3 separate regions of the Homo sapiens genome follow, and all the other regions are linked to region 3. Evidence: chromatin contacts called from ENCODE Hi-C or POLR2A ChIA-PET data. All regions are on one chromosome and are shown on one strand. The core of a region is the stretch at or near the end of the contact, and the rest is flanking DNA. Distances in the headings are between cores, read along the strand shown. Region 1 overlaps RORA (RAR related orphan receptor A). Region 2 overlaps RORA (RAR related orphan receptor A). Region 3 overlaps RORA (RAR related orphan receptor A).

Region 1 (4,426 bases), core at 1,830-4,329, 320 kb after region 3:
AGGAAGAGTAAAAATGCTATTGAGAAAGACCTGGTTTTTCTGTTTTTCCTGGAGGGATTCCTCCCTCGCAAAGGGAGTGGATTAGAAATGATGGAATAATTCGAAGGCCACAAGTGGACAGGTGGAGCCAACACCCCTCCACACACCTGGTCAGTCCATTTTCTGCCCTCGTTCTCTCCTCCCCGTCATGATGTTGTGCTCCGCCCTTTATCTCCTTTTTTTTGGTTGTCACAGTTTCAGCTCATTGTCACTTGTGAGGAAAGTAGAAACCATCCACTGTATCTGGTGTAAAACAGCCTCAAACCTTTTTGAGAAAAGCAGGATACAAATGAATCAATGTGCCAAGCAGTGCCCTTGGGGGCGTGGGACCTGGGTCCAGTGATCCCAGATGGTGGCCTTCCCCCAGGAGAGAGAACAGCACTGTCTCTCCTCCCCTCGCACTACAGTTTGGGTCACTGCCATCACGGATGCCTTCTCAAAACATATCTTTGACCCCTTCTTCCTTCTCTGTGGTTGCCAAGCTGACCCATCCCTTGCTCCTCAGCCATCTTCCTTTCTAAAGTTCACGAATTTGTGTTTTCCACCCCCTTCCCTTCTCTACCACCCCAGGGCCGTCGTCCACTTTGCTTGGATACTGACAGAGCCTCCTTGCCAACATTCCTCCTTTCTCCCCAAACTGATGACAGGTGAAGATTTCCCCAAACAGCAATTTATTTAATATCATCCCTGCAGGAATATCTTCCTTGGCTGCCCATGGGCTGCAGGATAAAGTCCAAATACCTAGTCTCAGCAAACAGAAACTTCTACATCTTGACCCTAACTTACTGTTCAAAGCATTAATCATAATAGATATTTTCAAAGCTACCATTTATGATTTATGGGCCACTTAGTACACATCAGATACAGCGTTAAGCATTGCTTCCTGAGTTAGTTCTCACAAGAGTCCTACATGAAGTTTCATTACTTGCACTTTCCATTTTCAGGCCTGTAGAGATGAAGCAGCTTCAGAAGGCTGACAGTGGGTCAGTGGTCAGTGGTGAGCATTGGACTGCAGATCTTATGATGTCAAAACCCATGCTCTTGACCCCTTCACTGCCCCTTCTACCTGAACGGATGCCCTGTGCTGCTGTCACACCCCTCCCCCGACCCTCCACACAGGTCCTGGGCTGTCATGGTCACCCCCTCCCAAACCCAAACTGGTGCCTGGGGCAGAGGAGCTCTAAGAAGTCCTCAATCCATATGAGCTGAAAGTTCTCAGCCTTCAAAGTAGAAGATCGGGTGGATAAAGAAGACACGCAGCCCAGGAAGCTTCAAGTAGATGGGCAGTGAGTGCCAGCCCGCCACATCTGCTGAGTGAGAGTGGGTGGTGGAAGAGCTGGGGCTGGCTGTATTCATTTGAAACGTGGGCTCTTTCTCTGCATCCTGCAGCAGCCTCTTTCTCTGTCCACCCTTCTCGTTCACCCACCACACCCCTCGTGAAACTCCATTCCTAAGGTAATTCTCCAAATGTCCAAACCCAAGATCTACTCAGCCAAGAAGCTGGGTTCTGCCGCTCTCCCTCCCCCTGCTGTTCTGCTGCAAGGAAATGGAAGAAGGAACAACCTCGCTGGGCCACTTGGTGATTTGTTTTTTCCTTGCTCAAAGCACAAACATGCACAAATCTCAGAGTCCCCATGTTAAGCAGAGACGCTCCCTGGTCAGTCTCCTGCACTCTAACTTCCTAAAAATTAAAGAGTCAAGGCAGAATCAGACACGGTAGAAGGGAGAAAAGGCCTCTTAGTAGCCATAAAGTCCAGGTACCTCATTTTACAGGTGAGGACATCGGAGCCTGGAGAGAAATAACTTGTCCAAGGTCATTCAGTATCAGAGTGGTAGAGCCCACACAGTTCCCAAGGCCTTTTCTCCCAGGCGGAGAGCTCTTTCCCTCTCCCTGTGATGTGGCTGCTGCAGCCACACAAACCAACTGTTCTTGTTACACGTGTCATGGTCAAATGTCCACTAGCTGCCCAAGGGCAAGATGAGTTACAAGAGCAATTCTTCCCATGACTTTACAGTTGTCAGGAGGGGTCAAGGACGCTTTCAAGATTCACACTCTGACCGTGGCAAGCCAGGTTCTCGGAGGGTTAAATGACTGATGAAAAGAAAGCCAAAGGCTGAGTCAGAACCAGGGACAGAACGGCTGGCACAGCCCTGTCTTGCTGGGGAAGGCAAAGTTCTCCATTTTGGCAAGGTCCGTGAATGTCTCTTTTTGCTTTTCCTGGGTCTCTGGTGCACTTGTTGGATTGAATCTTAAAGCATACCCTGAATGCTAAACATCTCAGGATAATGCACTAAGTCCTTCCTCAGCTGGGCTGGCCCATCTTTCTACAGCCTCACCCTAATATACCTACTCTGCTCAGGGCACAGGAAACATAGCCCACACTTTCACATCTTCATTTACTTTTTTTTTGGTTATTCTCTCCACCAGGAATATCTTCCCCTCTTTAACTGGCAAACCTGCACTTGACTTTGAGGATGGAGTTTAAATGCCTGCTCCTTTTCATAGCCTCCTCTGGCTCTTCTCTCCTAGTCCCCTCACTTGTCTTCCCAGAGAACTCTGTTCCTGGCACCTCTCTGCCCTTCCTGAGTTGAATTCTAGCTATTTGTTAACATGTTTTCTCCTATGGCTGTCCTGAGGCTCTCTCAAGGACAGTGACTCAGTCATATTCATCTTTGTACCCTGGGTTGTCAGCTCAGTTACTGGGACACAGAGGGAACAAAAGAATTACTACTTTAAACTACACAGAAATGCATCTACTTAAGGAAAACTTTGCTCCAAGTTCCCAAATGGAAAAGCCAATGAAGGAGTTGTTGTTGTTGTTGTTGTCGTTTGCCCCTAAGAGTATAGCAAAGGCCCCCAACCAGCCAGTTTTCATTCTGAATGGTAAAGTGTCATTTTACAAGCTGCTGCCACGAGCAAGCCTCCACGCATGTCGAATGCACACTTGTATGCATGCACACACACATAGGAGCTAGAAGGAGCTGGTTGCTCTATGGCAAGAAGCAGCAAAGAAGATAAGATCACCATACTGCAAAGGAAGGTAAGCCACGTGATGATGTGGGTAACCCCAGGCACAGATGATACCCTCAGCGAGGCCCAGCTTAAATCTAACCACATCAACTTTTCATGAAACAGACATGAAAAAGTAAGACTAAGACAATTACAAAAAAGGTGGTTTAATGCCTTCTTGCCTCGATGGTATCAAAGCTATTGGCTCCAGGGCTACACTTGGGGAAACAATTCTTTGAGATAAGGAGATGAACTATCTGCTCAAAAGAATGTGCAGGAAGCCAAGGTAACTGGGCAACACATAATGAAACGGTTTGTGGCCAATGAGCCGTCTAAACAAAAATATCCCTGGTAGGCATCAGTTGTATAAGTGAAGGAAACCAAACCCACCCTTGTTTCAAAGTGAAGACTTTGTGGGTGCCAGTGTGTGAGTGTGTGTGTGTGTGTCCTCACTAAATATTATAGTTAAAGTGAAATTCACAAGTCCTCCAGCTGTGGCTGACACTGGTATAAAATGAAAAGGTTGAGAAGGTGAGACTAGTTGTCATACAGCAACCTTGAAGTGCCTTTCCGGGTGGCACTGCCTGCTATGTGAAGGCTCATTTGCTGAATGACCATCACTACGTCAACACAAATTGAGATCTCAGCATTGATTTATCGGTGTGTGTCCCAGAAAGACACACTGCATTTCAGCATCACGGTATTCTGATGTAGTTAGGTTCTGAATTCTCTGAGCCACAGACGATGGTATGTTTCTCCTCTCTGAAGCTCTGCTAATGCCTCGTCCCTATTTCCCTGAAATATGGTTTCCCCCATCAGTTTTCAACCTTTTCGTTTCCCCAGGCAATCTTTTGATGATTCTTTAAGGTCCCCAGATCCACAGAATGTGACAGCTGGGATGAGCTTCCGGGGGTGCCGATTGGAAGCTTTACAGGCTCTAAAACTTGCTACTGAATCTCAGCTCTGGCATTAGTCGGTGTTCTTTGATTTCAGGTAAGTCACACAACCTAAATCTCAGCTTTCTCATTTATAAATTGGGACTAACAGAACCCATCTTCTAGTTGAGTTTGCTTTAGAAATATATGAGTTAATTCGCATTAAAGTACTTAGCACAATTATACACCTCAGTATGTGAAGCCATTTTTTTGTTTGCTTGTTTGAGATGGAGTCTTGCTCTGTCGCCCAGGCTGCAGTGCAGTGGTGCGATCTCCGCTCACTGCAACCTCCGCCTCCCGGGTTCACACCATTCTCCTACCTCAGCTTCCCGAGTAGCAGGGACTACAGGTGCCTGCCACCACACCCGGCTAATTTTTGTATTTTTAGTAGAGACGGGGTTTCACCTTGTTAGCCAGGATGGTCTCAATCTCCTGACCTCGT
Region 2 (4,014 bases), core at 1,178-3,677, 270 kb after region 3:
GTGCAGTATGTTAGGAGTAGTCTTCATTTAATTTTTACTATTATTATGGTTACAGTAACTAAGTCTTAGTCTTCATGATCAGACAAACTCATAAAATTCATTCAAGAACTAATAAGGCTTAGAAGTGTCTTACACACCAACATCCTTTGGAGTCTCATCACTTAAAAACAACAAAAAAATATGCTGCCATGGCTGAAGTAATCAAATGAGGTAAGCCACAATACATGTGCTCTGCAAACTGCAATGCCCAATGCAGACAGAGGTAAGGTGGTTTGATTATCCCAACTGCCAGATTCCCTTTCACATTTTCAATATATTGATGCTGGATGCCAGTTTCTTAAGTCATCTCAAACACCAAGGAACTACATTAAACCATATCAGAATGTGCTTAGTCAAGTGCGAAAGTTCACTGCACAAGTCTTGCCTGTGTGAGAAGCAGAGAGTAAGGAAGCCTTGAGCCTCCAAGGACTGGGAACAGTTAATTAAATATTCAGTGTGTCCATGTTTCACTTGGGGGAGAATTTATGAAACTTCAAAGAGCTTTCTGGTGATTTGCCACAGAGATGGACTTAAGCCAGGCTAGACTCCAAGGCTTACTGGCCACCAAATCCTGGGAGGCTGCCCTGGGGTAGCCTTCCTCAGTCCTGATGCTCTGTGACATTTGAGCCGTGCAGGCTTTCTCTCCCGCCTCAGTGCCTCTGTGATTCTGCCGGATTAAGCAAGCAGTGGGAAGTTCCTGACTCAGACAGTGCACTCTAGAACGGGTTCTTTGAGGACCTGGGTCCCAGCTGGCTCTCCAAGGTGACAGGGAAAAGGTAGAAAAATACAGTCCCTTCTTTGGCAGCCTTTTTACAATTCTGCTGAGTGCCGTGTGTTCAACTGTTTCTTTTCTTCCCCAGAAAACAGTCACTGCAAATAACATGCTGTTTGGTAACAGGTCTACTTAAAATGCCACATTCATATAATTATTTACAAATACTGGCATAAATGAAATAAAGGTCTGACTAAAACAGAAAATCTCAAAGCCCAACACTATTGCTTTAATGAAGAGAGTAGAGAAAGGCTGAATAATCTGCTGTTTCACCGCGTTCTTGAGAAACCTTTTCTCCCTCCTGCACACATATTCCATGTTTAATCTTCCTTTTTTAATTTGCTCCCATTACCCAACTTATAGCACATAATGAAGTATACATATCACCTGTGTTTTCAAATGGCTTTTAGATAGATTTGAACATGGTCACCAGAGAACCATTACACCTGTGTGTATGCTGCCCTTTGGAAGAAAAACGACCATAAAGTCCTAGGGAAAAATACTGGGTGCATACCACTGAGCCAAAGCTTGCTTTTAGATATCCAAAGCTTGCTTTTAGATATCCAAACCTCCACTGACGTCACCAGCTAACTGAGTCCCCAATATCCCTATGAGCTGCCTGCAGGTTTCCGACAGCAAAATCCAATACATGTTCAAAATGGCAATCATTAATTTCTAAACGATTGGCCACTGTTTGTTGAATAACAGTACTTCTATTCTGATAGGGTGGAGTTATCATTCAACCAGAGGCAGAGAAAAAGCACCTGGCTTCCTTACTTGCTTTCTGTTTAGAAGGGTGCTGTGCCTCATGCGCCCATATCCTAGGGCTCACTGCTCACAAGCACCGTAGGCCTGGAGTTCTGCCTGTCCACTTTCTGTCCTTCAACCACACAAATGTGGAAAATGGGTGGTGCTGAGATTCTGCCCTCAGAGGGGTTCATTTCAAAACAAATCCTGGACCTTAGTTGCTAAAATGCGACACCCCTTCCCACTGCTTCTCAATTACATAAAAACCTCAAGAAACCTACCATAAGCACTGGCATTTATAATCTATCACCATTTTGCTATGCATATAGGGTGATATCAGGTATCCAAAATCCCCACACACTAGATGTATGCCACCTCAGGAACCGGGAAAAAGAGTCCTTACCTCTGAAGAACCAACCTGAAGTTTGTGGTTGGTGGTGGAGACAGCCATAGAGAGAATTCAAAATGGCAACCCGAAGTCAATGTTTCAAATGGGCTATTCACCTTCTGTAGGCTGGCAGGAGCTCTTCACCTTTACTCCTGTGCTCACCACGAAACAACAAGAGCAGCAGCAGCAAATAAAACCCCAACTCAAAATGGGCTGCTTGAGATGTAGAATTTGCTTTTATATTCTTCTTCTCTAAACTGTGTTGGAAAGGGCAGCCAAACCCCGGGAGAGTATTTTTGAGCTAAGAATTTGACAACTGTTTAGACTGGAAGCTCCCTGAGGGAAGGCTCAGTCTTTAAACTGTATTTCGCTGAGGCACAGTTTGATACCATGGTGGTATATGGTAGCTAATATGATGCAATGATGAAGGAGGGATCTCAAACAGCCACTGATCTCCTAATATCACAACTTCAAACAGCTTCCTGCCCTCCCTCCCTCCATGGTGAGTAAGGCAGAAACAACAGGTTGATTTGTCAACCACAGACAATCAGAGGAGGCCTTCCTTATGGCGCCTCCCTATATATGGCAACTCCCCTCACCTAGCCCACCATTCTCCCCTCACCTCCATCCCTACCAGATGTGACATGCCTTGTAGACTGTAAGGCACTGCACCACCATAAAACATTACATAAGACAAAGTAATGTAATGGAGATAACTTTGGGAAATTACCCAAAAGGCCTCATGCCTCGGTTTCTTCAGCTTTCAAATGGGGATCATACTACCTGATGTCTTGCCTACATTACAGGATCATTGTGGGTATCAAAATGTGTAAAGCCTATGCAAATATAACCATCATCATTATAACATTTTCTTAACCTTTGCATCCTCAAAAAAGGGAAGTGCAAAGTGAATGTGTGGTTCTTGACAGAACTGAAAGAAGCCTGAAGTAGGAGTGAGACAGGCCTTAGCTGTGGTTCTGCCACGTCTCCTCCTGGGTGCGGGAACCAGGCTCTCTGCTCTCAGTGCCTCTCTGTATCACAGTGAGGGTGGTATTCTAGCTCTGCTGGGAGACACAGAATGTATGCTGGAACAGGCTTGAGCTCAAGAGCTTCCCCATGCACACGACTCTCCAGGCACTCACCCTTTTGACTTCCCCACATGGAGAAGCCTGATTCTAAACTTGGAGAGGTAATGAGACCTAGCAGGTCAGGCTGGGCCAGCCCATGGCAGTGACCAGGTCGGTATAAGCTTTTCACCTCTGAAAATCTTTAAACTATTTGGGAAAACAAATTACTCTGAAAGAAAATCAGACAGATACCACTTTATACCCACTAGGATGGCTATCCACCCCCCGCCAAAAAAAAAAAGAAATAAAATAACAAGTGTTGGTAAGGAAACTGGAAACCTTATGTGTACATGCTGGTTGGAATATAACGTTGTCACTATGTAAAGCAATTTGGTAGCCCCTCAATAAATCAAACATAGAATTATCATATGATCATATAATCCAGCAATTTCACTCCTAGGTATATACCCAAAAGAACTCAAAGAAAGTGTTCAAAGAAAAACTTGTATGCAAATCTTCATAACAGCACCGTTCACAATTGGAAAAAGGTAGAAACAACCTCAATTTCTCATCAACTGATGAGTCGATAGACAAAATGTGGTACATTCATACAAAAGAATATTATTCAGCCACAAAAAAAAGAATAAAGGACCCATACAGGCTACATCCTGGATGACCCTTGAAAATATTATGCTCAGTGAAAGAAGCCAGTCACAAAAGGCCACATAATATATTATTCCATTTATACAAATACCATGAGTAGGTTTATCATTATTTATGTCTAAATATATTTTATTTATATATTTATATAATATATAATTATATTATCTATATATTTATTAATTATATTTATTATTATTATTATTATTTCTGCACAGAGGCAGAAAGCAGATTAGTGGTTGCCAGTGGCAGAAGGGAATGGGAAATGGGATTTCCTTTTGGGATAATTAAAATGTCCTGGAACTAGATAGTGTCATGGTTGCATAACTTTGTGATTGTCC
Region 3 (4,160 bases), core at 322-2,821:
ATTCCCCTGGTTTTAAGGCTGAAAAAACAGAGGCTTAGAGAGGTGTAGTGACTTGCTCAGAGTCCTCGCTGTAGCATGGGGTAAAGCCAGGATATGACTTCACATAGTTTAACTCCAGAACTTACACTGTCATCTTGTTTTGTTTTTCTGCTTCTCTTGTGTGTCAAAAGAATTCCTCCTTAGTTGTTCTCATATGGGGCAACCATTAAATTAGGCAGTGTAAAAAACAAGTTATGCAGAATAAAGTAGCAAGAGCAATCTACTCTGAAATTAGTGTTTTCCCTCACTTTAGCACCTTTAGCTGACCCAGCTTCCTACCGCCCAGACATTTTACAAAAATCTCTCTCTGGAGTTGCCTCCTGATCTGGATTAGGAGTCACATAAGAAAATCAGTCTCATGAGTCCATCATTTTTCCTCATTTCTGACCAGAAGTATTCTGCCCCATTTGCTTCACCTTATTTCTAAATCACTCTAGCTCATTTAAACAAACAAACAAACAAACAAACAAACAATGAAACTTACTGCAAGGGCACAGAATAACTATCATTAAAGATGTCTGTGTAATTATGCCATAAGTTGCAAGGCAAACTCATGAAGCATTCCGTATGTTCTTTGAGCAGTGGCACTGTGGCTCGAACCAATGTCCAGCTTCCACACTATCTGCTTGGAAGAGGATTACCCTTATTTGGAAGTCTCAGTTTTGAGGATTTGGGGAAAGCAGGCACGCAAGCAGACACACCTTATTCTCTACAGCATCATTTATACCTCAACTAAGTCAGCTGAACAAATGCCTGCTGAAAAGTTCTGGGAGTGGCATAGCTAAGAACCAGAAAGGCGATCTTTCTTTTGGATTAAGTCAACAGAGTCATACCCACAAGGAGAACTATCAAATATCAGATGCGAGAGGTGAAGTGGGGTTATAAGGTGAGAGCTGAGAAGGGAGAAACAGGGTGAGTAAACCTCCATGACTCAGACGAATACTGAACTTTGCATTTCAGGAAGAATGAGGGTTTGGGTTGCTTCTTTTTCTTTTTAAAAACCTCTTCTTTTCAGTATTCCTTGGGGGGCGGGGTTCTCAGAGGATTAAGGGTTTGGAAAATTAAACAGATAAGATACTAAGAGTTAAATAACACATAAGAGGAAGAAGGATTAGAAAGAGGAAGAAGAAAAGTAGAAAGTGTGGTAGGTACCTTCCTACCTCAAGGTAGAAGTAGTGTGTTTCTAAGTACAGAGATAGATTTTGTCTGATTGGGGAGAAATCCTGCAAAAGGATTAGGAAGTGAGTGAGCTGAGAGATGAATTCCAGGGATTGGAGGTCATACAGAGAGCAGGGGAAGCACAAAACTAGGGCATGGAGTTTTGGGTGGAACTGAGGAGGCGTAAAAAAAAAGTGCTGAAGTTGTGAGCTGGGAAAGGTATCAAGTACATAATTTGGCAATTTTGTTATTTCTAAAAGATAAGCTAACAAATTACTTGGCTGTCATAAAAGTTCACTTTTTATGGATGTTAAAATACATGGAGATGTTCATTTACAAACATGGTGAGCTTGAGCCAGAGAGCCACCATGATACATTTCAGGTAGTATACGTTTAGTGTGACTGTGGCGCACTACCACCACCTAGTGGCAGCAGATTACCATGCAGCTATTGCAAATAGAAAATTAGAATAAAACAAACAGGCCTTTGGTGCTGAAAGACTTTGAGAGATTATCAGGTACAGCAGTTGACATATAGGTGATGCATCAGAAACACCCACAGAGCTTTTAAAAGATACACCTTAGATATATCAAACCAGAACTATATATCAAACCAGAAACTTTTGGCGATGTCGTCCAGGCATACATAGTAGTTTGAACAATGAGAAATTCCCATTTTTATAAGTCAAAAAAGAAAAAAATTGTCATTTTTTTTTTTTTGAGACGGAGTCTTGGTCCGTCACCAGGCTGGAGTGCAGTGGCATTACCTCGGGTCACTGCAACCTCTGCCTCCTGGGTTCAAGTGATTCTCCTGCCTCAGCCTCCCGAGTAGCTGGGACTACAGGCGTGCACCACCACACCGAGCTAATTTTTGTATTTTTAGTAGAGACAGGGTTTCACCATGTTGGCTAGCATGGTCTAGATCTCTTGACCCCGTGATTCGCCTGCCTCGGCCTCCCAAAGTGCTCGGATTTACAGGCGTGAGCCACCGTACCTGGCCACAATTGTCATTTTTATAGTAAATATTTTTTAAAAGCTCCCCGAAGACTTTGACTTCCTTTTGTTAAGAACCAGAGATTGATTCGAGTTTTCTGATTTGCCAAAAACAAAAATGAAGTTTAGAATGTTAAATGACTTGTCCAAGGTCCCATGGCTGGGACTCAATCTCTTGTCCTGATTTTAAGTCCAGTGCCCTCTTACTTATATGTATCTTCTTCATTGTGGGACAAACAAAACAATGTCACACATTCTCGATTTCCTGACACAGAGTCCCTACATATCCACCTTTTGTTTCAATTCCTACTGTCTCAAAGACATCTCTCCAGTGTTCCTCCCTTATTTCACCTAGCTTTTCAAAACGCCTTGTGCTTTTATTTCTGATACGTGTCTTACCTTCTCTGGAAATTCTATTCCCTAATACTTTTTCTTTAAAAAAAATGACTGTATACTATGAATTTTTCACTGATCCCATTAGATGGGCGCTTGGCAAACTGGGACAGAGGCCATGGTGTTTAGGAGAAGGCTCATACCAGGTTGCAAGAGCTGAGTGCTAAAATGTCAGGAATTTTGTTATTAAGGCTAGTTATTAAATCTGTTATTACACATTAACTGATGCATTCCTGACATAAAAAATTAACTACTTTTTAATGATTATTTTACTGTTATCAATGTTCTTCAGGTTGTCTACATCAATTATCCTTATATCTGAAGGTGGAAATACTATACCATGCTGTGCATCCCTTCCCTACTCTGTATTCTGTGAAAGAGCGGGTCGGGTGGCTTGAAAATGGCCATTGGTGGGATTATTTACACCACAGAAATTGGCAAATGTTACAGATCAGGGTTTGATTTATTATTTTGCTTTATTGTCTAGATTTAAAAAGTGATGGCCCAATGCAGTGGCTCATGCCTGTAATCCCAATACTTTGAGAGGCTGAGGCAGGAAGGTGATGGCCCAATGCAGTGGCTCATGCCTGTAATCCCAATACTTTGAGAGGCTGAGGCAGGAGGATCACTTGAGGCCAGGTGTTCGAGACCAGCCTGGGCAACATAGACCCTGTCTCTACAGGAAATAAAACAATTAGCCAGGTGTAGTGGCATGTGCTTGTAGTCCCAGCTACTTGGGAAGGTGAGGTGGGAAGATTGTTGGAGCCAGGAGTTTGAGGGTGCAGTGAGCTATGATTGTACCACTGCATTCCAGCCTGGACAACAGAGTGAGACCCTGTGTCTTAAAAAAAAAAAAAAAAAAAGACCAGGTGTGGTGGCTCACACCTGTAATCCCAGCGCTTTGGGAGGCCGAGGTGGGCAGATCACGAGGTCAGGAGTTCGAGACCAGCCTGACCAACATGGTGAAACCCTGTCTCTACTAAAAACACAAAAATTAGCCAAGCTTGGTGACAGGTGCCTGTAATCCTAGCTACCCAGGAGGCGGAGGTTGCAGTGAGCCGAGATCACACCACTGCACTCCAGCCTGGGCAACAGGGCGAGACTCTGCCTCAAAAAAAAAACACAAAAAAAAAAACTGATGAAAATTATAATAATGCAGATTAAACTTAACAGTACATCATATCCAGTGCTCCCATTGTGAATAACATAAAAAGTGGAAGAAATGTTCTTCTGGTATTTGAAAACTATTAACTGAGTCAGCAAGGAAGTGGTTCATGTCATTGTTGGCGAATGAATGAAGTTCCAAAATGTCTTCGTTGTTTCACTCCCTTCTTAGTCATTAATGTAAACAAAATATCAACCAACATTCATGTTGGAACTAGTCTTTCCTCAGTTGTAACCATGCAGATAGATGTAGGAGTTCAGCAAAAATCATGAGAGCATTCAGTGAGAATCATTTGTCTATATGAAATTTAAAATAAAGAATATTGTATATTTTATTATTGTTTGAAAATTATGTGAAATTATATCAATGAGATAGATACCAAAGTTATCTACATACAGATAGACACTTTTTGC

What was found. A loop is a pair of places that touch in the nucleus more often than their neighbours do. ChIA-PET counts read pairs that join two places held with the same protein, here RNA polymerase II (POLR2A). Pooled maps may share reads with other maps.
Region 1: a pooled map shows a loop between it and region 3 (4-fold over the local background). The contact joins two enhancer-like sites. A Hi-C loop is called at or near these places in 4 of 50 pooled maps. POLR2A ChIA-PET finds 5 or more read pairs at or near these places in 3 of 52 experiments (CD4-positive, alpha-beta memory T cell, CD8-positive, alpha-beta memory T cell and activated CD4-positive, alpha-beta T cell).
Region 2: a pooled map shows a loop between it and region 3 (3-fold over the local background). The contact joins two enhancer-like sites. A Hi-C loop is called at or near these places in 6 of 50 pooled maps. POLR2A ChIA-PET finds 5 or more read pairs at or near these places in 3 of 52 experiments (CD4-positive, alpha-beta T cell, activated CD4-positive, alpha-beta T cell and activated T-cell).

What each region holds. Positions count from the first base shown.
Region 1 is chr15:60,841,557-60,845,982 of GRCh38, forward strand. All of the region lies in intron 1 of RORA (RAR related orphan receptor A), which reads right to left. Among named protein-coding and RNA genes, the nearest start is that of RORA-AS4, 80 kb to the left of the region's middle. Within about 2 kb of position 3,080, at least 3 of the 41 ENCODE cell types and tissues checked have a DNase peak (open chromatin) inside an H3K27ac peak, as active enhancers do.
Region 2 is chr15:60,793,209-60,797,222 of GRCh38, forward strand. All of the region lies in intron 1 of RORA (RAR related orphan receptor A), which reads right to left. Among named protein-coding and RNA genes, the nearest start is that of RORA-AS4, 32 kb to the left of the region's middle. RefSeq lists an enhancer at 2,990-3,169. Within about 2 kb of position 2,428, at least 2 of the 41 ENCODE cell types and tissues checked have a DNase peak (open chromatin) inside an H3K27ac peak, as active enhancers do.
Region 3 is chr15:60,519,345-60,523,504 of GRCh38, forward strand. All of the region lies in intron 3 of RORA (RAR related orphan receptor A), which reads right to left. All of the region lies in intron 3 of RORA-AS1 (RORA antisense RNA 1), which reads left to right. Among named protein-coding and RNA genes, the nearest start is that of RORA-AS1, 42 kb to the left of the region's middle. Within about 2 kb of position 1,572, at least 5 of the 41 ENCODE cell types and tissues checked have a DNase peak (open chromatin) inside an H3K27ac peak, as active enhancers do.